Linked DNA regions of Mus musculus: regions 2, 3, 4, 5 and 6 are each linked to region 1. A link is a loop called in an ENCODE intact Hi-C map of the cell type or tissue named here. Cell type or tissue: heart. All regions are shown on one strand. Region 1 has its middle 18 kb from the start of Gm31993. Region 2 overlaps Plcb4 (phospholipase C, beta 4). Region 3 overlaps Plcb4 (phospholipase C, beta 4). Region 4 overlaps Plcb1 (phospholipase C, beta 1). Region 5 overlaps Plcb4 (phospholipase C, beta 4). Region 6 overlaps Plcb4 (phospholipase C, beta 4).

Region 1 (4,000 bases):
TTGCTTTTTTTTTCTTTTTAAGAAAACCCTTTCTTCTTTTTGACTCAATTTTCCTCTCATCTGTTTTCTGCTCTCACCAGGCTAGGGTTGCAGAATGGTTTTTCACATTGTGTAAGCAGAAGACAAAATCCTCTAAGCACCCTTGTGGTTCTGAAACAAAGCCTGAGAACTCACAGTACAGGACTCTGAATGTAACAATTTTATTTTACCATCTAGATAGGCGCCCACTGTATGTCTGATCACTATGTCTATCACATGTGAAGAATAGAATTTAAAAGAAAAAATTACCGTCCATTCCACATCCTCTGCAGTGTTGACAAGAGATGACAGAGTTCTTGGAAAGTTTTTGATTTGTGTACAGACAAACAGGGATCCCAAGTTCTTGCTCTGAGAGCAAATTATTGGTATGATTGAGTTGTCAAGTTGTTCCTGAATGAAAAAAAAAAAAAGAAAGAAAGAAATCAAAAGGAAGACATGACAGCTCCTAGGTATGGTGGGGCAGGAGGTTTGATGTAGATACAAGAAAGAACATAGCCAGAGGCATCTGGGAGTGTCCAAAGTGAACAGAACCTGACTGAGCTGGTTTATATGAGGAGAGAGGGGGAGGGAGAGCAAGAGAGATAACCAAGGTGGAAAGGCAAGGCTATGAGGTTGGCCAAGAGATAAAGCAGCCTAGCATGCAAAAAGTTCTGGTTCCACCTCCATCATCATATGTACTGGCCAGGATAGCAAACGCTGCCTTAGAAGTAGAGACAGGAAGAAGTTTGAAAGACATTCTTGGCTACATAGTAGATTTTAGTCCAGCCTGAAATTTGCTGTACCTTGTCTAGGAGACAGAGATGGGGGGCAGGGGGGAAGGAGAGACACAGACAAAGAGAGAGACAGAGAGACAGAGACAGAGAGAGACAAATGAATGACAGACAGAGAACACACGGAAGGCGATACACAGTTCATCAGTTCACTTTAACCCAGTGTTTTGGAAAAAAAAATCACCTCACTATGTCCTCCGGCATGAGGAAATACCACTTTCCCAAGTGTCCTCAGGGAAGCCCCTTTGTCCCTTATTTCCTGAAGGAAACAGTGTGTCTGAGAGGGTTTCCTTCTCCTTCTTTCAGAACAGTGATGAGAGTAGCCTCAGGAGCCCTCACACACAGTTGTTGGGGTGTGGCCAGACAAAGACTATGTTTCTCAGTACACTGTTGTCAGGTTTCATTATAAGTGCCTTCTACAGAGGTTGCATCAGCATCTGGGGGGCTTGTTGTGGATTTTAAGGAGAAAGGAAGAGTTAAGTGGAGGAGGCTATAAATAGGTCAGAGGGGTCTATTCTTGCAGCCCACCGGCCTCCTTGGCTACTCCTTAACTCAGAGCTCCTTCCCCTCAGGCAGGCTGACCCTGTCTGCATTTCAATTCAGCCTCCAACCCTGTTGCTGTCTGGCTTACTTTCAGCCTCTTGGAACCCGCTGTGCTTGACTCAGACTCGATACAATCTAGATGCTCTTTTCATGAAACAACCGCACAGGAAACGTGCTGTGGATGTGACTCAGCAGTATAGCCTGGGCTAACCTAGCCTTTATTTTCTTCTCTCCCAACTTCCTTCATCAAGTCCATTTTCTTTTTACCCATGGGATTCAGGAAAATGGCAGCATGGCTCTTAGCATTTCTCTCATCCAGACAGGCTCCCGTGCCCACTTAGCCACCACGTAGCTGTCCACTCCAGGGCTCACTGTGTTGATTTGTATCAGAGATTAGCTCTCCTTCTCTGTCAACTTCATAAATGTGTCTGGTTTCTTTTATTTGCTATAATATTTTGGAGACTCGGTGGAAACACTGGAGCGTGAGCAACGTTGAGTTTCTGGACATGTCTCTGAACATTGTGAATCTTCTAAGATCTCAGGGGAGAGAAGAGGAGAACTAAAGAAGGGAATTTGCTGAGACCTCCCCTTGTTCTTTCCAAGGTCAACACTTTGTCTGAGTGTGCACTGTGATTGGAAATGGAGATTGCTGGGTTGCCTACAATTCCTTGACGAAGAATCATTGCCAAGGTCAAGGCTACAACGTTTAGAGAAAGCCTCCCAGGGGTTCTTGCAGCTGTCTCCTGGAAGTCCTGCTCCTCCTCCTCTCCAACGGCTGGCCTTGGCTCTCAGCATGGGAGCCTGCAGGCCTCCATTTCCTTCCCAGCCTTGGGGGAATCTCCTTCCTACTTCACTCCTTCCCATCCCCCAACCACAGGAACATCCCTGTCCCCCACCCTTTTCCTTATCAAAGGTTTAGGATTAAATTGTTTTCTTCCAGCAGGTTTCCCTTGGCCGCCTTGCCTGGCCTGAACCTGAGACAAAAGAATACAATGAATGTCCTTCTCTGCTGGCCAAGCCAGTGTCCTTGTGGCTTTGCAGAGGCTTAGATGTGGCCCTTTTACCTCTTTAGTTTTATCTGATATTCCTCATTTTGGTCCCTGTACTCCAAGTCTAGTGGCCTTGTTACTAGAGTTATTAGGGGCAGAGCCTGAACCCTGATAGCCCTAACATGCCAGATTTGGCCACTTGTCCTCAATAAGCTAATTAAACAAACAGCAATAGTGAAAAAATCAGAAAAAGGAGATTTAGTCAGTGTGGTCACACTGGGAAGCAGGAGAAAGCCATCACATGACTCCTGAAGGTTTGTCTTCTGACGTCCCTGTTAGGTGTCAAACTCAGGACAAATGGCTACCTGAGGTGCTTGTCTAACAAATTCAAGTGGAAGCTTGCTGAACGGTTCTCCCAGCATCCCAGAACCTGTTAGAGTCATCTCGACTGATATACCCACTCCTACCCAACACTCTCCAGGGCCTGGGTTTGTCTTCCCAGGGCTACTCTGATACCTATACAATCTCAGCTATTTTGGTCACAAGATACTTTTTGTGTGTTCTTGGCCTCTGGGCCACTTTGTCTGTGGCTCCTTTCTTAGGCCTTCTCTCCTCTCTGTTTTCTTTTCCTCTCTTGTTTCCCATCGCCCCCACAGCACAGTTCAGTCAAGACCCTTCCAGATGCCTCTGACTATGAGAGACTATGTTCCCACATTAGATTTAATGGAGGGACAGAGTTATGCACAGCTAAGCAGTACTGGTCGAGGCATTATCCTGTCTATCATTCACCCACCGTAGTAATAGCTCCAGTTTCTCCTAAAAGTGTGTTTTGCTGCTTCTTTAGAATTGTACAAAATGTTCTCTGACCCGTCCAGCAGGTCCAGTTATTTGAGGGTCTTGAGGGGACCTTCTCCTAAGAACCAAATGGGGATAGAGAGAGATGAGGACCAAGTGCAAGAACGACACAGAAACATTCTGAGTGGCATCAAGGTCCCGCTGTATTCAGAAAGGCTCAAGGCTTAAATGCACAAGCAAAAGGGGAAGTACTTCTCAGCAGGAGGGGTGGGGCGGTGGAAATTCACAAGCAAAAGGAGAAGTACAAGTACTTAGCAGCAGGAGTGGTGGGGCAGTGGAAATTTTTCTTTTGGCAGTTACACGGGGAAGCAGGAACTTGGTGGTATCAGGGTGTGGTCAGGACATCTGGTGCTGACTTAGGGCTGGAACATTCTGTGGTTGTTCTCGGAACTGTGCGTCGGTGGCCTGCTTTTGACCCCCTTTTCTTCTTGGGGGGAGAGGCCCATTTCAGAGATCAGGACAATAGTGTTGTCTTAATAGCTCCCAACAGTTCTCCACAGGACATGTTAACCCTCTGGCTGGCATCCGGCTTCAGCCTTTTCCTTCTCCCATAGTGAGATATGGGGAGAAATACCAATTTCTTGGAGACCGTTATTTTACTAGTCTGGTACCCAAAAGGAAGGACATTGTTGTCACTTTAGCATATTGTCATCACTACCAGCATAGCTTCCCTCTGTCTCTAGAACAGTCAAAAGTTCCACCCCTTCTTTAGGGCCTTCTCCATAGCTTCTTTTGTGAGGGTCATTCTTGTTCTTAAGTGGCAGGCTTTCATTCAGATCATAACCAAAATGTCATCCCCATAGA
Region 2 (4,000 bases), 360 kb before region 1:
AAAAGTCTTGTTATCTGAGGTGCTATCTTTTAAGGAAAGCTTCCTACCATAAATTCATCCAGTGGAAGAGACTAGAGGGCACCCTGACAGTCAATAGGATATTCACAGTGTCAATAAATAGATGAATGCCAAGACTTCATCAATGTTTTGGTAGTGCTACAGTAACATCGGGCCGAATGATGCCTCCATGACGTCACTGTTCTGTCTGCAGAGCAGCATTTCTGAAATACTAACTTGGTATTCGTCCAAAAGGAAGAAGCACTGTGGAAAATAAGTAAATCCCCACCCTTCTCCTTGCTGAGCTTCAATGAGAATGGAGTAGCTCCGAATGTGCGGTCTCTTGCTTGACTTGGGCGCAGATCAACAGTGTTGAGATGGTAGCTTTCTTGAAGCACATACATCCCACAGAATAGCAACCTCATTAAAGTTATTCATTTAAACGCTATGTGAAAACCGTATTATGTTACAGGTAAAGGAGCTGGTCACACTTTTGTCTTTATATTGGTAAGAAAAATTCATAGCTGTGAGCTGCAGCACAGCAGTGTTAGAACTCGAGATCTGGAGCCCAGCCTGGCACGACGGGTGTATAATGTCACTGAGGGTATGACCTTGGCAAGTTCATCTCTCGAGCCCATATCTCCTCTAGATAAGGAAGACCATCATTAATAGTCTTCCAGTTGAGCTGTTGTGACATTAAATAATACGCACAACAGCACAACACTTTGAACAGAGTCTAATACACGTCGAAAATGCTTGGTTTATTTCATCTTACATCATTCAGGTGACAAACACTCCATCACACTGAGGAAAGTCAGATTAGGGATTCAAGTGTTCCAGGAACCTGGAAGCAGGAACTGATGCAGAAGTCAATCACGGAGGAACACAGCTTCCTGGCTTGCTCCCTTAGCTTGCTCAGGGGAGGTACCACCCAGTGGGTTCAGCATTCCTACAGCAATCATCAATCAAGAAAACGTACAAGAGTCTTGCTCACAGGCCAATCTGATGGGGGACTTTTCTCAGTTGACTTTCCTTCTACTAAAAAGACTCTAGCTTCTGTCAAGTTAACACAAAATTAGCCAGTACATATGGAATGAGGTATCTTAGGGATGAGTCCGTATATTAAACATAAAGTTCATTTGTGTTTTATATATACTTTATTCCCATATCCTGTAATTTTGTAAGTTGTGTAATTTTTCACAATATTTTTCCTGCACCTACACTGTGACTATTACCTGTGACACCAGGTCCCATCTTTCTTTCATGCTTGTACTACAGACACTGGGGAGCACTTCAGATTTGGAATTCTGAAAGTAAGGATGTTCAGTTTGTATTATTACTAAGAGTCAGCACAACTTCTGAAAGGTATAATAGTTTCAGCTTCCAGGACCATATGTGTTCTTGGTAGCGCGCAAATGCATGCATGAACACCCATACATACATGGCAGGCGCGCGCGCGCACACACACACACACACACACACACACACACACACACACACACACACAATGTTCCCAATAGCTGGTTTTGCTAGCAGTAAAAACTGGAGCTCTATGGAAAATGAAGAAGTAATTTAAGGCTAGTGACATTTTTCCTTCCAGGAGCCGTGGAGATTATTTTAACTCTCCTGCTGGAGGGAATGAAAATCAGGGCAAAATACGTGCTCTGGGCAGGTTTAGATTCTGCTCCTCAACCAGTACATTCCAGAAACACAATGGTGGGAGGGCACCAGCCAGGAACAGTATGGCCCTCGTTGTCACCACAGATCCTCAAAGGGAAGTGCTTCGGATGCTGGACATTTTCCAAAGAAAAGGAAGCTAAAACTCCAAGGAAGCCTACCTCAGTGATCACAGAAACTTGATGACATTCGAGTCCAGGACCGAGTTTTAAAGACCAGCAAATGAATGTGGTGAAACTCCTAGTGATAGAATGTGATACACTATGCTGATAAACAGCAGGAGGCCAACTGATAACAGGATGAGCTCAGGTTGCAGGCAGGGATGGTGGTGGAAGGATGGGTTTCCTTTCCGGATGGCGATGTGTTATAGAACTATACGGTAGGGGTGGTTATACAACGCTACAGAGTCATAAAGAACACTCAATTTGTTCATTTTGAAGCAGTTTTATAGAAAGCAAATTTCATAGCAATTTTTACGAGATGACACAGGAACTGGAAAACTCATTTTAAGGGACTGCTGGTTTTGTTTGACTGTATTCTTCTGTACTTCCTATGCAGAATGCGGTGGTAACTCCAGTTTGAGATTTCTAATCACAGAAGATATACCTAAGCCAGGCGACTAGCTCAATATTATCACAGACTGATTGACAACCAACAGTAGCAACTCTATGCTGATATTTAAGTGAGTTGGTGTATGGGACTCATGCCTCACAGCTGATGAGTGCAAGCTGAGATAATGCAATTTAGGGACCCTGGGTGCCTTCAGACTGCCACGTCATGAGACACAGCTCATTGTGAAGCCACTCTTGAACTTCTCATGCAGATACTCCATATGAATAAAATGTCCTTTCCTTTACTCTGACAACCTGGCAGCTAGCTCTCTGGATCCATCCAAATGTTACCCAGAGGGCCTGGTCTCCCACCATTTGGACAGCTCCTTCCGGTGGACAGTGTTTGGTTTGTTTGTGGTGCATTGCACTAAACAATTTTCCTTTACATTTGTCTATATTTTCATATATGCTTTTTGCCTGGTTTTCTTATTCTGTTTCTCTAGCTCTGTATTATAGTAAGCCAGCTAATCCTGGGACCATTTTATTTCATTTTGCCTGTCATTTGATTAGGTGATGAAAAGATTGCTTCCCTTGTAAAAACTATACTCACTGAGGGTACAGGGAAAATTGCATTACATTTATTGATTCAGGGCAACCTCTTTTCTCTAGTGGCAACCGGGGACCAATCTGGACTCAACATTCCAATGCCTCACAAAACTTTCTCCCTGTGTACAGCTCACATGAGTAGAGAACCACTGAGACTTTCATGCTCTCCCGTAGGACCACTCATACCTTAGTGTCCACAGGAAGCACCTGAGCATCTTGGCACAATGATTTTTTTTTTTTTTGCCTTGGTGACTCTGACACTGGCTCCTGCTGTACCCTGACCATACTTTGACCCCCATGGTCTTACCATACAATAATCTCCTGAGAAGGTAAAGCATCCAAGGCATTCTTTGCTGAGCACAAGTCATGACCTTTCAGCACCTCCATAGACTCTTCAGTATGCAATGAGGCTTGGCACTCAAAGCTAGCTACGATCCTTGCCAAACAGAGAAACGTAAACGCTCACTCCAGTCTTCCCATGGGATCTAACACTTTGGCACGAAAATGCCAACTGCTAGTTTTGGAAGCATGAAACTCTCGAGCACACACACACACACACACACACACACACACACACACACACACACACACAGAGAGAGAGAGAGAGAGAGAGAGACTCCTCTCACATCCTTCCCCCTGAAACACAGACACACAGACACACACAGACACACACACACAGATGCATAGCATAAACACACACCTTCTCCCACACACAGATACATGCATACACCCTACACACACATGCACACAGATCCACACACATCCTCTATGCTCGTTATGTTTGAGCCTCACTGTGAGGCAAGGTAACGAAGAGACTTAATGAATATTGAGGGTGGGGAGAGAGGTTCAGATGCACCAGCCAGCTGCCTAAGGCGGCAAGCACAGCTCACCCCAGCAGGCGAATGCCCCTTCTCCTAGATCTCCATAGGACGGTGGGATATTAAGGCTACTGGTGGACCGTTTTCCCATAGCCACACTTTCCAGGGTGCAGCACAATCATGTGGAGGGCAAATCGGATCACCAGAACATGGGTTGCTGATTGAGAAGGCCCAAGGTTGGGCCTGGACATGACTTTGAAGCTCTGTGGGAGGTGCGAGGGCTCTGGGAGCCGCTAGCCTATACTCTGAAAATTGAGACCATTGTAATGTTTGGGGGTCTAGCTCAGTGGT
Region 3 (4,000 bases), 170 kb before region 1:
TTGTTATTCGCTATGGGTCATGGATAAGTAGGCATGCACAAAGGAAAACCAAGAAGAAATCGGATATCTAAATGGTGAAAGTCAAACTTACTCCAAGGAACTTGATGCCCCTAATCAACAGGAGGTATTCTAAGGGATAAAACCGTCCCCTTTCCAACCCCGACTTTATTCAGGAATCTCTTTCCTTTCCTCTCTGCCCTGTTCTCTCTCTTATCTAGTGATAGGGGATTGAAAGAGTAGGAGACAAAAAGATAGAGAAGGGTGGAAGATAAAACAACCCCAAAACTAGCCAAAGTCAGCTACACTTAAGTATACCCTCACTTAGATACACCTAGAGCCCAGTATATGTTAATAATACTTTACAATTCGTATAATTACTTGTTTAGACTCCTATTTTTCCAACATATTGTGATTTCCTTGAAAGTACACATCAAGTGCTATTCATTACTGAGTCCACAGTGATCAGCAAAGTGCCTGCATCACAAGGGTCCCTGCAGAAGGAGCATTTCTATTGCTGGAGAGCCTTTTCTAGGTGCTTGAAGTGTCTTTCGCAGCGTTTAAAAACTCTCAGAGAGGGGATTATAACTCACTAGATGGATGGGAAACTTCAAGAGCTAAAGAGAAAAATACATACTTATCTAAAATTAGAATATACAAGATAAATCTGAAATTTCTAGATGGACAGATCCATTGAACCCTTCTGTTTCCCTGCATTGAATATTTTCCAGCTTATATGGTTAAGTACATTATAATTAGCTGTATGGGTAGTCATCATAAGACACAATTTCTAATTTTCAATCTGCTGCTCATACAGAGTTTCCCATAGAGCAGAAAAGAAAGCACTCCAATTACAACTTAAAGTCATTTGTTCGAAACATATTTGGGGATGTGTACCCCTTCTTGTGGTACAACATCCTAAATGCTGAGTATCCTTGGAGCTCAAGGACAACTTATCATTATCTTCATAATGTCTCTGGCTGTTCCATTCCACCCAAGTGTTCAGGAAGCAAAAGATACCAAGATGGTGCCGCCGTAAGGGTCTCAGCAGGAAGCAGATGGCAACTTGAATACACAACTAAGGCGAGCTTATATGGGGTGATTTACCAGGCATGACAGAGCTTAGGAAGCCAACCAGGGAGTGTGGCATAGCTTGGGGCTGAAGGAGAAGAGAAAGAGGTATAGGAACCCACAGAGCACAGCTGTATCCAAAACCACATGACAGATTCTGTAGCTTCCAGGAGATGTACTGTCATCTGTCAGTATGACTGAGAGAAATCTAACGGAGCAAGCCCCCTAACCTAGCAACCCTCCCTCATTAATCCCCTCTTGGAGCTGCCAGCACTCTGTGGATGTAACGGTTAGCACCCGCCTAAGGAACTGGAGAGAAGCTCTGGAGGCTCAGGGGAGTAACATCCTCTACTGGAAGTCGCACACTTCCTTCCTGCTCCATCTCTTCTTCCCTTGGACGAGCACTGGGCATCTACGTAAATAAATCCAGTCCAGGTGCTTAGCATATGGGAGCAGTAGATGTCTGGCAGCTTAGCTCTTATTCTTTCCCTAAGTGTGCTTGCAGAAGCTGCTAGTGACCCACCCAGGTCCCTGTAGCTCCCCAGTGACTCAGGTTCTCTATGTGGAAGAGGTGTTATTCTAGGAGTCTGCATTCTCCTGTTGGTGTACCTTTCAGATACAAATACCAATAGAAAAGCTGTCAGAAGTCCTTACACCACAGAAGTTGGTAAAAAGTCTGGCTCCCACTGCCTCGTCTAACAGCTGAGAAACACTGCGCTGTTTCTCAAGACTCCCCCCCGCACCCCCACCCCCCCCCCCGACCCCAGCACAAAGGAGGCCATTTGCCCATCTTGGGATCAACTAATTAGCCCTTTTATGGTTGCCTTTCCTTTCTTTTCCAATTGCTTCTGACCCCTAGTGGCAGACACAGGACCCTCCTGAGTACTATTTATACTCCCAAGTTAAGCTCAAACCAGTTTTAGAAGACACCAACCTAAGATACTAACCATGGTGTTTACTCTGAAGTAGAGAAAAGCGTGTGCAATTTAGAACCAGAAAGTCGGGCTTTTGAACAGCTGCTTGGCTTTGGCCTCGCTCTGATGGACAGCAGAGATGCCAAGCCAGGGCTCAGCGCTCTCAATTGTCCTGTGCAGGCCGATAATAAGACAGTCTCTGAGCTCCTGCCCAGCTTCCAAGTTTACTAAAATGTATTAGAGAAACAGAAATGCTGGGGCTCAAATACAAACTCCATGTCACGAAACTCCATTTTCTGAAGTAATCTCTAAAACATGAGTAATTCCAGGCTGGGGGTGGAGGGGGTGGGGGTGGGGTGGGGAGACTGACTTTTAGATCACACTAAAATAAAGACTAGAAATTAAAATTTTGCCTGTCTGCGAAATGGCAAAATATGAGGTTTTCAACCAAATTTCCTAGACTTGACAACATAAAAATATTTTCACTTATCCCATAAACATCTCTTGAGAACCCCTTTGTTGTTTTCTGGCTATAGATAAATCAGGGTCTAACCTGTACCAAACAAGTACTCTGTCAGGAAGTACAACACGAGCCATGTTGTCAATTTTTAATCCACTTTAGTTCATGTTTGGTTTTGGTAAAGTTTTCTGGTATTTGGAAGACTCCAGCCCAGATCCTCGTTCTATGGATGTACAATACAACAGTAGCCTTAGCCCTGATATTTTGATATGTGCTCACATGGCGAAGAAATGGGAGGTTGAGGCTTATCTGCAACATTCACACAGTATCTTCCTACTCTAGTATTTCTTCTTTAAATGAAACGGAATGGAGTGACCTCAAATTCTATAACTTTCAATGTGTACATTCTGGACTTGGGAGTTACTGCGCTTTACCCAGCGCATTGTTCTGTAGCAATGCCTACCTACTCTATCTATGACAAGGTTGCTGGATCCTAAGCATCCCGAAATGATTCTTAAGGAGGAGGTTTAGATGCTAGAGGAACAGCAGCACACAATGACACATTTCATTTTCAGCTCTGGCAGTTAAAACAATAGCAGGGAGCGATCACAAGGGAGATTGGTGGTGCAAGCCTCCCAGTACTGTTTGGAAGCGTACACAGGTGAACAGAAAGCTCGTGGGAATGCTGGAGATGATGCTGGGGGGAGGGGGTAGGCAAAATGACTATAAAGGACCCCAAAGTCCCTTCACTTGTCACCTTAGCCAGCTCACTTATAACAAAGGTGCCATGCATAGTTACAAAGGAAATCAGAAAATAACAAAGAGCTTTCTGGAAGTTCTTCGGGGGCTACGGGGCTCTTCCTCCTGGCCCTGGTAAGCAAGAGGCTGGAGAGTTGGAAAACAGACAAGGCAGCAATGGAAAGCAAGGAGAAGTTCTAAATTGGTACGTTATAGGCACACTATCTGAAAAATGGTTTCCTCCCAGCTTCCTCCAATATGAAGGATTGTCAGCTGTTTCTCTGTGATAGCTGAAGAGGGGTGGGGCTGGGGGGTGGGGAACGAGGTCATACAAGGTCATTTGCCAAAAAGTTATATATTAAATATCACAATGATAAATTTGAACAAAGTACAAGTGCTAATTTTATGTACATAAAAATCATAAAATTGCTAAAAAGTATTAAATTACCAAGACAGGAAATACTGAATCACACTGGAAATGTTAACATGAGTAACTTTGATCTACCTAGATACTGATATTAGTGATTCTCAAAGTTAGGTACATAACAGGATTACCTGGGAAAGCTGAAAGCTCCAAGTCCCAGGATATACCCACCCAAGACATAATGCCTTTTTAATTGATCAATAGCCACAACATTATCTGAGGAGCTACTCCTGTGACATGCTGAGAACTAACCTGCATTGTGATAAATTAATGTTAATGAGGCTTAGGACAAAAGACAGTGCCTTGACCCCCTTGGCTCTTCCCCTTTAGCACAAAGCTCTGTCTCCTCATCTCTCCTTTATCTGAAACTGCTTCTTCAACTCACCCTGAAATTGA
Region 4 (4,000 bases), 120 kb after region 1:
TAGTCCATGTGGCAGATTCTACACTTGCCAGGAATGTGATGCATTGCATTATTTTGCTGGGACCTTGGACATGGAGGTGGTGGTCGTTTGGGGTAGGGTCTATGGCAGCTAAGTCAACTTGACCTTGGAGACTTCCACCTCCAGCTGGTGTCAAGGGAGAACAAAAAATTAGGATGGAAATGCTGGCCTCTTTTTCTTATTTCTACCTCCTTACCAACAACATTGTTCAAAATACAGTCTCAACCCCATTTCTCTGGTAAGGCATCTTAGAACAGGGGTCGGGGGTGAGTGGGAGAGAACCTGTCAACATCTTAACTCCATTTTGTGATATTTGAGCCACTTCTCCATCCATATGCTCACAAACATTAAAGGGAGATTCCTGTATCAATTCTCCATTAGGTCACATCCCTTTTCCTTCAGGTGTTTTTCGCTACCTCCAACAAACTCTAAATGCACTGAGCACACATCATTTCAAATTTTCCCTATCCCTGTTATGTTATTTAAACTTTTCCTACATATCAATTAGTTGGAAATAATAAGTCTTTAGGCTATCCATTAATTGCTGCGCTGTAGACATGATCTGTATTTAAAATTATGCGAGGAAAATTAAGGTGAAGCACGAAGGAGGCTTGTCTAATGGAGAAGGCTTCCTAGCCCTTCAGAGCAGCAAAATGGGAGATACTGGGGCTGAGGTGGGGCTCCCCTCCTGGTTTCCTCTCATCTACTAGTGTGAGATCTGAAAACAGCCTGCCCCAGCTGTAGGCTCCTCTTCTTGCCTTTCAGTTTTTCATTTTGAATACTTACTGTATTTGGTCATGCTGCAGCAGAAGAAAATGATTGTCTGCCAAAGGCTCTTTTCTAGTGGAAATTTATTATAAATAGTTTAAAGGCAACGAGGCTTCATCATGAATTTCCCTCTTCTCCTCCCTCTCCCAAACACAACACATTTCTGGTCTGGAATCTTTCTGTAATCTTGGTTAAGTCTTGGGGAGGCTGGAAGGGGCTGAGCCATGGTAGAGCAGGGAGAGAAAAGAGATGTTACCAAGAGCCACCTCACCCACCAGTACTTTTATTTCAGTAAATGCTGCAGCTTTACTGGAAGATTCCTCGAGGGGAAAAAGTCAGGGAGCCCCTGCAGCTGGCACAGGGCCACTGGAGCTGTGACCATTTTATAAGAGTCTTTGCCTTTCTAATCACCAAGACTCCTGCTGTGCTGAGAAAAGTCCCACCCACTAGATCTATCTGATCTGGTCCCGCACCAGTGAGTGCCAGTGAGGATTGCAGAATGAGGATTAGAAAACCTGGGAAGTGAAAGGGAGAATGGGAAGAGTGTTTGGAAGAGGACCTTTTCCACAACTCACCCTGTCCTGGAAAGTTCAAGTTCAAACGTGTTGATTTTGCATTTGCATGCTCATCCGTTCGTTCGTTCTTGTTTTCTTTTTCTCTCAGGCTTCTTGTTTTGGCCTCCCCATGATTAATCATTTTGACTGTGGATCCTGAAAAGCCTGGCATAGTGGAGTCATTTTTGCCCTCTAGTGGGGAAATAATGTATTGAACTATTTCTCATGCTTTGTACTCCTGGCCAATACATGTTTAGATTCAGTCAGAGAAACAGGCTTTATCTTTCCTCTTCCCTACACTGTTTTTGAAAATCCTTAATAGGCATATGTTTTCATAGTTTCTCAAGTTGGAGTTGCTCTTTGGGTCCTTCCTATCCCGTCTTATTGGAAACGAGGTCTCACTATGTTGGCCAGGCTGATCTTAAACTCTGGATTTGAGAGATCTTTCCTGGTTCAGCATCTCTAGCCTTAGAGTCCTGAGCTACTTCCTGGGGGAGATGTTATCAAGTGTCTACTCACCTCACACAGGACATTGACACACTAGAGGAATGATTCTACCAAAGTCCTGCTTGGTGAGCCAATGAGTTCATGGAGGTTACTCTTTAGGACTGTGCGCAAAGGCCTTTTTTTTTTTTTTTTTTTTTTTTTTTTTTTTTTTTTTACAAGAATGTGCACAGCTCACCTGCTGCACATCACTGAAAACCCCGCACCAGCACGGGTGTCAAGGAAGTGCACTATGGACTAGTCCTTTCAAAACAGTTCATCTACTGTGTACTTTAGCTCTCACCTAAGACCACACAGCTGGTGACAGCAGGAGTTAACAGGTAGAGTTGCAGGCAAGGGTCTTATGGGAGACCTCTACAGCTTTCTCTGCTAGAGAGTATCAACAACTCCACTACCATTACTACAGACATAGCCACCCTGCATTGTTTGGCTTACTTTGTTGCCCTGGCGAGGCTGTACATTCTATACTTCTACTCAATTATGGCTCTTGGTCATATCGGGCAGGGGGAAACCACTCACTAAATAGTGTTTAACCCAGGTTATGACATGTAGACCCACTTATTCTAACTGTAACAAATTAGTGTTGAATGGACTGTTGGATCCCCATCATTGCCTGAATGAAATGTGTGTGTGTGTGTGTATGTGTGTATGTGTGTGTGTGTGTGTGTGTGTGTGTGTGTGTATGTGGTATGTGTGTTTGTTATGTTTGTTTTGTGTGTGTATATGTGTGGTATGTGTGTTTGGTGTATGTGTTTGGTATATGTGTGGTGTATATGGTGTGGTGTGTGTGTGGTGTGGTATAGTATGAGTTCTTGAGAAGTTTTCAAATACATGTTTTTCCTATTATCCTTAGAGGGACTTATTACTGGAGTATTTACATTCAAAATGTAGGTGACCTCCCTGGCTCTCAGCATCCCATCGGTTCTAGGAACTATTATCTTGTAGACTGACACAGTGAAACTTCTGACCACCAGACGATGGAAGTGATAAAAGCTCACTTCTATCATTCCTGGGCTCCCCAGGGCTGGATGGATGCGATTTTCTGTTTACTGTGTTTCTGATACCATTACAGTAGGTAGCCCTGGGGAGGCAGGAATGACTGTTATTATAGTAGAACAGGAACAGTGTGTAGAGAGAAATGAAATCAGAGCTCACACGGTGCTTGCAGATGTCTGATGATTACTGGAACTTTCATGCCTTTGGATGTGAAAGTGCTACTTCTCTCACCCAACTCATCTATCCTAGAAGGGGCACACTGGGGTGCCTGCTCACACATTTCTTATGTGACTAACCCTCTACTGATGACAAGGAAGTGGTAAGAACATATTTCCCAGGACTGCAAACTTAGCCGGAGAACACCAGCATATGGCCAGTTCTGTACTACTTCCTGGGATGGGGTCCTCAAGTCAGACCCAGAGAGATAATGTCACTGAGCATGGCCAGTGTTAGACTCACACTGCATACAGTTAACTGGCTTTCCTTAGCACTGTCTTGGAGGATTGCTTTATTATTGATAAAGAGGAGCTCTTTGTAATAATGAGAATTTCTTTTTTAATTAATTAATTTATTACTCCTATTTTTGAGATAATGTCTCAAGCAGTTCAAGCTGGCTTCAAATCTCTATATAGCTGAGGCTAAACATGAATTCCTGGTTTTCCTGTCTTCCAAGAGTTAGGATTATAGGAGATAACCACTATACTTGGCTCAACAGGGAGATTTCTTTCAAGGTCTATAATTAAGGGCTCAGAAATGATTGATCTTGCTGCTTTTGGGAGACCTAATCAGAAGATTTTCACTAATGACATTAGCCAGAATTTAGTAGTGACACTTCATAACCTCAATATGAATGAGATGACAGAATGAGTAAGAAGCAGCAAAGAAGCAGAAAGCATAAAGGATGGTGAACGAGGATGGATGCCCAGGGCTGTAACATCTGGTGGGTAGCATTAACTCTGGTGATGAAGGCAAACTATCAGGGTGTGAACCTACATAGCCCTGGAATTCCCATCAACTTAAAATCTAAGGCACTGTGGACTGGAGTCATATTGACTTGCTAGGCAAAGAGCATCCCACTGCCATCCAGAATAAGGCTCTTAGGGACCCAAGTTGGGATGATCACTCTGGGTTGTTTTGCAGCCTATTATAGATCCTGAAGA
Region 5 (4,000 bases), 170 kb before region 1:
CTGTGGCTGAACAGGCTGGACACAAGTAAGACTCCACCACAGTCAACCAGACTGTGCGCTCGCTCTCCAGATACCGCGCATGTGTGTAAGTGTAGGTGGGGAGTCAGCATACCAACGCTCTCCAGCTAGAGAGAGTGTGTGTGTGTGTGTGTGTGTGTGAGAGAGAGAGAGAGAGAGAGAGAGAGAGAGAGAGAATAGGTGTGGATTCAGTACACCACCACTCTCCAGCCACAGAGTGTGAGTGTATATGAGGACAAGTGGGGATTCGGCATTCCTCTCGCCTCCCTTAGCCTAGCTTCTCCTGAGGCGAACACTACTTGAAGATTTCAGAAGGACAGCTTGTTTAGGACAGCATTCCAAGAATTGCAAGGAGGAGATTGGGGAGATGAGCCAGGAAATGAAGGCAATACAGACTGCTATATCCAGTAGGTTGACACTGGGCAACGGTGTCTAACCTCTCTGGGGGTTAGTGAAGGAAGCAGGGAGTGACTGCTCGGCCCATACATGGATAGAACAGAAGGCAAAGAAACAGATACAAATGAAGACGGTTGAAAATTGTCACTAAAGTCTCCAGCGAGGCGGGAATATGTTTTCATGTCTGTGTTCACGACAGCATCATTACACATCAATACTCACAACAACAGTTAATAAGTAAAAGCATCCCAGTGCACATCATTTGAATGAATAAACAACATGTTCATACGTGCACATGAAGTAGTGTCCAGTCTTAAAAAGGAAAGAAATCCTAGCACATGCTAGCAACATGGACAAACCTTAATGACACAGGTAAGTGACTATGTCAGTCATAACAAGACCGCCCCAAGGAGTTATTTCATCCAGGAAGAAAAGCAGGATGTCTGTTGCCAAGAGCAAGAGGGGAATAGGAAAGGTTACTGTTCAATAGATACTTTCCCATTTTGTAAAATGAAAAGGTTCTGGAAATCAATGGAGGTATTGGAAGCCCAATAACCTGAATGCACTTCAGGCTACTCAACTGTCATCTTCAAAGTAGCAAACATACATGTGTGCGCACACGTGTGTACACACACAACAACAACAAAGAAATTGTGTGCATCTCACCACAATAATTTAGATGCTACCAGGGACCTGCAATATCTACAACACAATCAAAGACTTAAAAAAAAATACAAAAAACAAAAAAACAAACAAAAAAAAGACAAAAAACAACAACAACAAAAAAAAAAAACCAAACATGATCAGGAGAAACAAGTGAGGCCCAGGAAAACCATCAGCAGAAAGACAGGAAGCAAGCTATGAAAAAAGACCAGATGTACTTGGGTGTTTGTTTTGGGGGTTTTGTTTTGTTTTTTCCTGGTTATAAACATAATCTGCAGTAAAAGCTTCACAACAATGAGGGAGAGTTTCTCACCTACGATCCCCTGGTACCGATGGTGCTCTTAGAATGTGCAGCACAGAGCCACACATGTGAAACCCAACTGCCAGTCACTGGGTTATTCTGCTACTGACCTAGCACCCTGGTTCTCTGCATACACAGGGTAATAACAAGTCTTGTGTCCCTGTCTTCAAACACTTTGCCACTCAAGAGTGTGGTCCACACATACATCAGGAACACCTGCAATCCTCAGAAGTCTAGCATGCACAGTCTCTAGACACACTTTGGTATTGTATTTCAGCAAGATTATGAAGTGCACTTTACAAACCTAAAAGTCTGAGATGCAGCATATTAACACAGCCCTTTGCCTGTTTCCATCATTTCTAAAGAGCATTAGACTTGCTACATCTTTCAAACCTTACAAACTGCCAGCCTTCACGTTTTGTTCCTGCTGTGTCTCAGCCAGCATGGCAGTTGCTCAACTTCCCAATCTCATTTCCTTCTTGCAGTTTCCCCTGCCTAGAGCACTCCCCAAATGTTTGTCATAACCCCTTCCCGTCACTCCTGTTCCGGCCCAGATAACATCCACCTCAGATGTTCTAGTTTGATTTTTGTTTGTGTGACAAACACTATGACCCAAGGCAAATTGGAAAGGAATGGATTTAGAACATTTTACAGGTGACAGGCCATTGTTTAGGGAAGCCGCAGCAAGAACTCAAAGCCAAGAAGTTGAAGCAGAGGCCACAGAAAAATGCTGAATACTGCTTCACCCACCTGCCTAGGAATGGTGCTGCCCTCAGTGGGCTGAATTCTCCTATATTAATTATCAAGAAAATGTCCCACAGACATGCACACAAATCAATCAAGGTAATCTTCCAGTCTCACTCCCTCAAATAATTCTAGACTGTATCAGTTTGGACAGCCAAGAATGGCCATCACATCAGAGAACATGTTTCAGTGAAGAAACATCATTATTTGGCATGAAATTATTTGGCACAGTATGTGCGCATCGATATTATTAACATATTTTATTCAGATAATATCATTTGAAAGAATATCAGACAAACATGACAGCAAACAAATACTTTCAAACAGTTTTCTTTTATTTGATAGAATTGAAAATTCTATCGTAAGGCAAGCTTAAAAGACTAAACTGGTGTTCCCCCAAGAATGAATGCTTCTTTTGTAATTCAATTCAATATTCTTGGATTTTTTTTTTTCTTTGCAGACCTCAAAGAAAAGAAGAAAAAGCAAATGAAACGGCATGTTGAGACTCGCTCTGAACCTCTTGCGTTCCCAAGGCTGCAGGTTTACTGAGCTTAATATCTTTTTGTTAATATCATCTCATACCAACTCTGTGAGTAACAACAGGGCCTCTTGCACCTGCGCAGTGATGCAATTATGAGTGTGTTAGCCCTCTCGCTTTCGGAAACAAAAATGAAACCATTCCGAAGCGGCACCTGCCACGGCAGAGTGCCTTAAACCTGGAAATACTACCGGCTTTTGCTCAGAGGGACAGGGCAGAAAGAAGGGGAAGGAAAATGAACTGAGTTATGAAGCAACCAGAAGCTGGATCTCTTAAGTTTACAGGCACACATGAGACTCTGTGTCTAAGACTTGTGCTCTTAGAACTAAGACACGGGTCCTAAGGACATGGAAACACCCGCATGGTCGGTGAGCGACAACACAGCCTTACTCGTAACTGGAATTTAAAAACAAAAAACTTACAGTACTAGACAGTGAGTTAAGTCATAAAATAGAGTGAGCCATTCACAGTGATGCTGCTTAAAGGTCTAGTCAATAATGTGGAAAGTGTGCCAAGGACTCACTGCAAGCCTGTGGCCCCAGCTACCTAGAGACTGAGGTACCCAAGCATCACAAGCTGAATGACAGCCTGGTCCAGAGTCAGTTGAAGGCAGCCAACTTGATGAGGACTGGGGACCTAGGTCAGCAGTGGATTATAATCTCTGGGCACAGTCCCTAGTACTATGAAAATGTACTGGTGATCTAAAAAAAAAATAAATGTTCCTTCCTTTTTTCTTTCAATTTTTTATTAAATATTTTTTTCATTTACATTTCAAATACTATCCCGAAAGTCCCCTATACCTTCCCCCGCCCTGCCCTGCTCCCCTACCCACCCACTTCCACTTCTTGGCCCTGATGTTCCCCTGTACTGGGGCATATAAAGTTTGCAAGACCCAGGGGCCTCTCTTCCCAATGATGGCCGACTAGGCCATCTTCTGATACATATGCAGCTAGAGACACGAGCTCTGGGGGTACTGGTTAGTTCACATTGTTGTTCATCTATAGGGTTGCAGACCCCTTCAGCTCCTTGGGTACTTTCTCTAGCTCCTCCATTAGGGGCCCTGTGTTCCATCCTCTTTTTTTCAAACACCAAGTTTTATAGGGATGGATCCACAGCCTAGCTACTATCTTTAATTTCACAGACTTCACAGGCACATCAGTCCTTCCCTGTCCCCTTCCCTTCTTCTCTTCAGTTCTTCAAAGAACTCATTACCACCGCATAGAGCCTCGGAGCTCACTGTCCATCTCCTGCATGAACACAGTAACTCTCAAGAAAAGAGGGGCTAAGCGCCCAGCACCACGCACTGTGCCCAGACACAGAGAACACCGCACATGTAACCT
Region 6 (4,000 bases), 130 kb before region 1:
AAAAATCCTAAAGGACCAAGAACCCAATCCTGCCACCATTACCACCTCTGCAAACCGCCAAATGTGAGTTCACACTTGGCTTCAAACTCATTTCCTTTAAAGCAACACAATTTCTGACCAGGGCCTCCCCTAAGAGAGCTGCATCTGGGATCTTTCCTCTCCGACTTTTCATGGCATCAAATGCCAGCCAGCGCTACTTGACCCACGAACTGAGCAGAACAACGGGGAGAGCAGTAGCTGGGCTTCTCTATTTTCTGACATTAAAGTTGTAGGCAACCTCTGTTAACAAAGAAGGTGAGGCGGGTTGGTGACTGATAGCCAAATATTAGTCATAGTATGTGCTTTGGGCCAATCTATGGCATAGAAGCAACTTAAACAGAACTACTTGTCAACTTTAAGCAAAACTGGCTCTAAATTAGTATAGGGTTTATTTAAGGTCACTGATGGAGGAACTTAAGATAATAAAATAGAATATTCCTGAAAGTCCATGGTAAAGCTCATACTGCAGTTTATGTATTTTTTTAACATTTTCCATGGTAAACTGCTTTTTAAATATGAATAAATGCACAAATCAAAACTATAACCATGTTCTGTTTTCAAGCACTCCCTATGAAAAATGGGGGTTGGGGAAGAGATTAAGGAAATAGCCCCCCGCAAAAAAAAATAAAAATCAAACATCACACTTGGAGAACTTAGTGTCGTAGCAACAGATTTAATGCTTCAACCCAGTGACCAAGAACAAATGAGCAAACATAGAGGGTAGGGGAGATGTCTCAGTGGTTAAGAGCACTTGCTGCTCTTGCAGAGGACCGAGGTTCAGTTCCCAGCATACAAATGGTGGCTCACACACAGGCACACACACACACATGCACATAAAATAAAATATTTCTAAAAATTAAATTACAAGTATATGTTTACCTGTAGGGAAGCTTTTCTTTTCAAGCGTCTCGGGGTGTGGAGAATGGCTGCTAGTTAAATATACACCTTTGATTAATACAAGTGGAAAAGGGGGGTGAATGATCATTACTGGCAATGTAATATGTTTTATGAACAAAAGTTCTGAGCAAATACGTAATCTGAGAAAAAGCACATTTCTGAAAAGATGCTTTATTGGCTCAACCTCTGGGACCACAGATACAAACTCTTAGATTCGCAACCTGCTAACGCTGGCTAAATGATCTATGGCTGGGAACAGCTGAAAAAAATGGGCAATCCATGGATTATTCCACTGATTTTGGCTAAAGTCTTCAAGAGACAAAAGGGGGTCATATGAGGGCAAAGCACAGCTGTTACAATAAGCAGGAAAAGCCACAGTCCGAGGAAATGCCTCCTTGTGATCTCAGAGTATGACTTATTGACCCCCCCATTCCCCACCCCAGAATCCACTACTAGAAACTAGACCAGGACATAAAATAAAAAGCAGAACTTATGATCTGAAGGAAGGCTGTGTACAGCTGTATAAGGTCTATTTCAAAGCCAAACTGAGTCCAAAAAAATCAAACTCGGCACCTCTCTAAAGACAACATGCCCAAGACCCAACGCTGCATCCTAACATGATTTAAAGGAAAGGAGGGGACTTCCCAGCGAGATAGCAGATGGGAAACCTATCATCAGTGTACTCACTGACAGGAAGCAGCCAGCAGAACGCACAGTCACGCCTGTTCTTGCAAGAATCGGTAGCTGTAAAGGAAGCCAGCAAGCCAGGTGAGATTTCCACGGGGAAGCAAGCAGCAGCTGGGGGTTGGAGGAGCTGCCAGCCACAAGCAGCTGAGCAAGGTGGAAATCCCCAGGAAGTGCTTCCCTCACACACAGCAGTGCTGAAGCTATAGGCAGATGGAAGATCAAGGACTGGATGCCTAATTGGCAGGGAGGCCCAGGAGCTAAAGAAGCTAAACCAGATGTGAGGCTTGGCTGAGGTCAATGGGAGCCCTCAGACTGCAGCCTCAAACCACCCCGTCTCCCATACACACTCGCTCTTCAGAAAGACTCAAGGGAAGGACTGAGTCAGAGCCTTGTACACTTTCATTGCCCTGGGCAAGGGAGCGAGGGGCCTGAAGTATGACTAGAAAGCATGGCAGACTCCCCATCAAGGACACCACTAAGGTCAGTAGGAACCCTGGGCAATCAGTCCTGTCCTGCTCTGCCCTATGGTACTGATCCAGAAAGAACGTGAAGGAGGGAACTGAGAATCACAGAGCTGAATTCAGGGAATCTGGGCCAGAAAGTCTATGTATGCTGGATAGTTTTATGTCAAGTTGAAAGGAACTAAAGTCATTTGAAAGGAGGGAGCCTCAACTGAGAAAATACAACCCTTAGATCAGGCTGTGGGCAACCTTGTAGGGTATTTTCTTAATTGGTAATGGATTGAGGAGAACTCAGACCATTGTAGGTGGTCCTATCCTTATCCTGGTGGTCCTGATTTCTCTAAGAAAACAGGCTGAGCAAGCCATGATGAGCAAGCCAATAAGCAGCATCCCTCCATGCATCAGCTCCTTTCTCCAGATTCTGGCCTTGTTTGAGTTCCTATCCTGACTTCTTCCATGACGAACAGTAATATGAAATTGTAATCCAAATAAACCCTTTCCTCCCCAACTTGCTTTTGGTCATGGAGTTTCATCATAGTACTAGTAACCCTAACTTAGGCATGAACTAAACCCCAAATCTGGATTAATATATCTGAACTAGAAATGAAAATTGCCACCCCTCATCAGCGTGGTTTGCTTCAAGAAACCAGGAGGGAAAGAATTCAAATTTCATCCCACCAAGGAAGAAACCGTGACTGGCATGACTTTTTAATCTAATATACCTACTGTCCCAGTACGCATCACGCGATCCTTACTTGCTGATCCTCCAATAGCTATGGTACTTAAAGGAATTGCTGATTGAAACTGGCTGCTATGGGACTTGCAGAGTGGACCTACCAAGATGCTGAGTTGCTCTTGAAGATCTTATTCTAAGAATAATATAGGGGTTGTACCAGTTCCCCAAGCATATGGGCTGCATGTTTAAACTTCTTAACTACTGAAAACTTCTGAATCTCAACTTTATCTTCCTATTCAACCTATTTCCACTTGAATACTGCAAATATGGTGAAGTGCATAACATGGGAGGGAGGGAGGGAGGGAAGGAGGGAGGGAGGAGTAAATGCAGTGTGTTCCATGAAGTCATATAGAGAACATGACAAATGAAGGCAGTACACCCGTGAAAAATACCAGCTTCATTGCGGTGGCCCCTGCTGCTGTGATGAACACCACGTCCTAGCATGACTTGGAGAGGAAAGGGTTCGCCCATCTTATAGATTACATTCCCAATGGAAGGAAACCAAGACAGAAACTACGGAGGAATGCTTTCTACCGCACTCCCCAGCTCATCTTCAGCATACTTTCTCCAATATAACCTAGGCCTGTCTGTCTAGAGATGGCACTGCACACATTGGACTAGGCTCCCCTACACTGGCTAGTAATGATGACAATTATAATAATAATAGTAAATGTCCCATAGACGTGACAGCAGTGATTGAGGCAATTTCTCAACTGAGTGTTTCCTCTTCCCAGATGTTCAATATGACAACCAATAGTAGTCACCACGGTAAATTAGATGAAATACCAGGAAAGAAATTTTTAAAGTATTATCATAACAATGTTTAATGGCATCAACGATTATACAAATAAACTACAAAATTAATTCAGATAGCATTCAAATTATCAGCCAAAATGAGAAGTTTAACATAATATATGAAACTATACAAAACCATAATTCGATAAATAGAAATATAGAAGAAAGACATGTTGAAACTATAGAAAGAAAACTCAAAAAAATTTATATTAGTGGAATGGATCAAGTAGAAGACAGATGAAAGAAAAGACAGATGAGTTAGAAAATAGAGAAAGGTAAATTTTTTAAAACGTGGACAGGCCATGCAAATTCCATGGGACTCCATTAAAAGACCAAATTTGGGAGCTGGAGAAATGGCTCAGTGCTTAAGAGCACCTACTGCTCT

Evidence for each region. A loop is a pair of places that touch in the nucleus more often than their neighbours do. Peaks named below come from ENCODE experiments on the same cell type or tissue, not always from the same donor. Only the 100,000 strongest peaks of a DNase experiment are listed, where the experiment ranks them.
Region 2: a loop joins it to region 1, with 3 times the contacts of the local background. A loop is called at or near these places in 7 of 42 quality-filtered maps.
Region 3: a loop joins it to region 1, with 2.3 times the contacts of the local background. A loop is called at or near these places in 4 of 42 quality-filtered maps.
Region 4: it touches region 1 in a loop (4-fold over the local background); 6 of 42 quality-filtered maps call a loop at or near these places.
Region 5: a loop joins it to region 1, with 3 times the contacts of the local background. A loop is called at or near these places in 4 of 42 quality-filtered maps.
Region 6: a loop joins it to region 1, with 6 times the contacts of the local background. A loop is called at or near these places in 7 of 42 quality-filtered maps.

Annotation. Positions count from the first base shown.
Region 1 is chr2:135,557,630-135,561,629 of GRCm38, reverse strand. No RefSeq gene overlaps it. Among named protein-coding and RNA genes, the nearest start is that of Gm31993, 18 kb to the right of the region's middle. In heart, a CTCF peak has its summit at 2,389; DNase peaks (open chromatin) are centred at 1,109, 1,339 and 2,159.
Region 2 is chr2:135,917,623-135,921,622 of GRCm38, reverse strand. The region is part of intron 7 of Plcb4 (phospholipase C, beta 4); the gene reads right to left. Among named protein-coding and RNA genes, the nearest start is that of Gm14210, 110 kb to the right of the region's middle. In heart, no CTCF peak of the experiment used is centred here; a DNase peak (open chromatin) is centred at 1,782.
Region 3 is chr2:135,732,266-135,736,265 of GRCm38, reverse strand. The region is part of intron 1 of Plcb4 (phospholipase C, beta 4); the gene reads right to left. Among named protein-coding and RNA genes, the nearest start is that of Plcb4, 75 kb to the right of the region's middle. In heart, a CTCF peak has its summit at 1,959 (motif pointing left); no DNase peak of the experiment used is centred here; H3K27ac peaks cover 1,011 bases.
Region 4 is chr2:135,437,181-135,441,180 of GRCm38, reverse strand. All of the region lies in intron 31 of Plcb1 (phospholipase C, beta 1), which reads right to left. Among named protein-coding and RNA genes, the nearest start is that of Gm31993, 100 kb to the left of the region's middle. In heart, a CTCF peak has its summit at 1,536 (motif pointing left); a DNase peak (open chromatin) is centred at 1,100; H3K4me3 peaks cover 425 bases; H3K27ac peaks cover 352 bases.
Region 5 is chr2:135,723,446-135,727,445 of GRCm38, reverse strand. All of the region lies in intron 1 of Plcb4 (phospholipase C, beta 4), which reads right to left. Among named protein-coding and RNA genes, the nearest start is that of Plcb4, 66 kb to the right of the region's middle. In heart, no CTCF peak of the experiment used is centred here; a DNase peak (open chromatin) is centred at 1,875; H3K27ac peaks cover 370 bases.
Region 6 is chr2:135,690,588-135,694,587 of GRCm38, reverse strand. All of the region lies in intron 1 of Plcb4 (phospholipase C, beta 4), which reads right to left. Among named protein-coding and RNA genes, the nearest start is that of Plcb4, 33 kb to the right of the region's middle. In heart, no CTCF peak of the experiment used is centred here; a DNase peak (open chromatin) is centred at 1,737.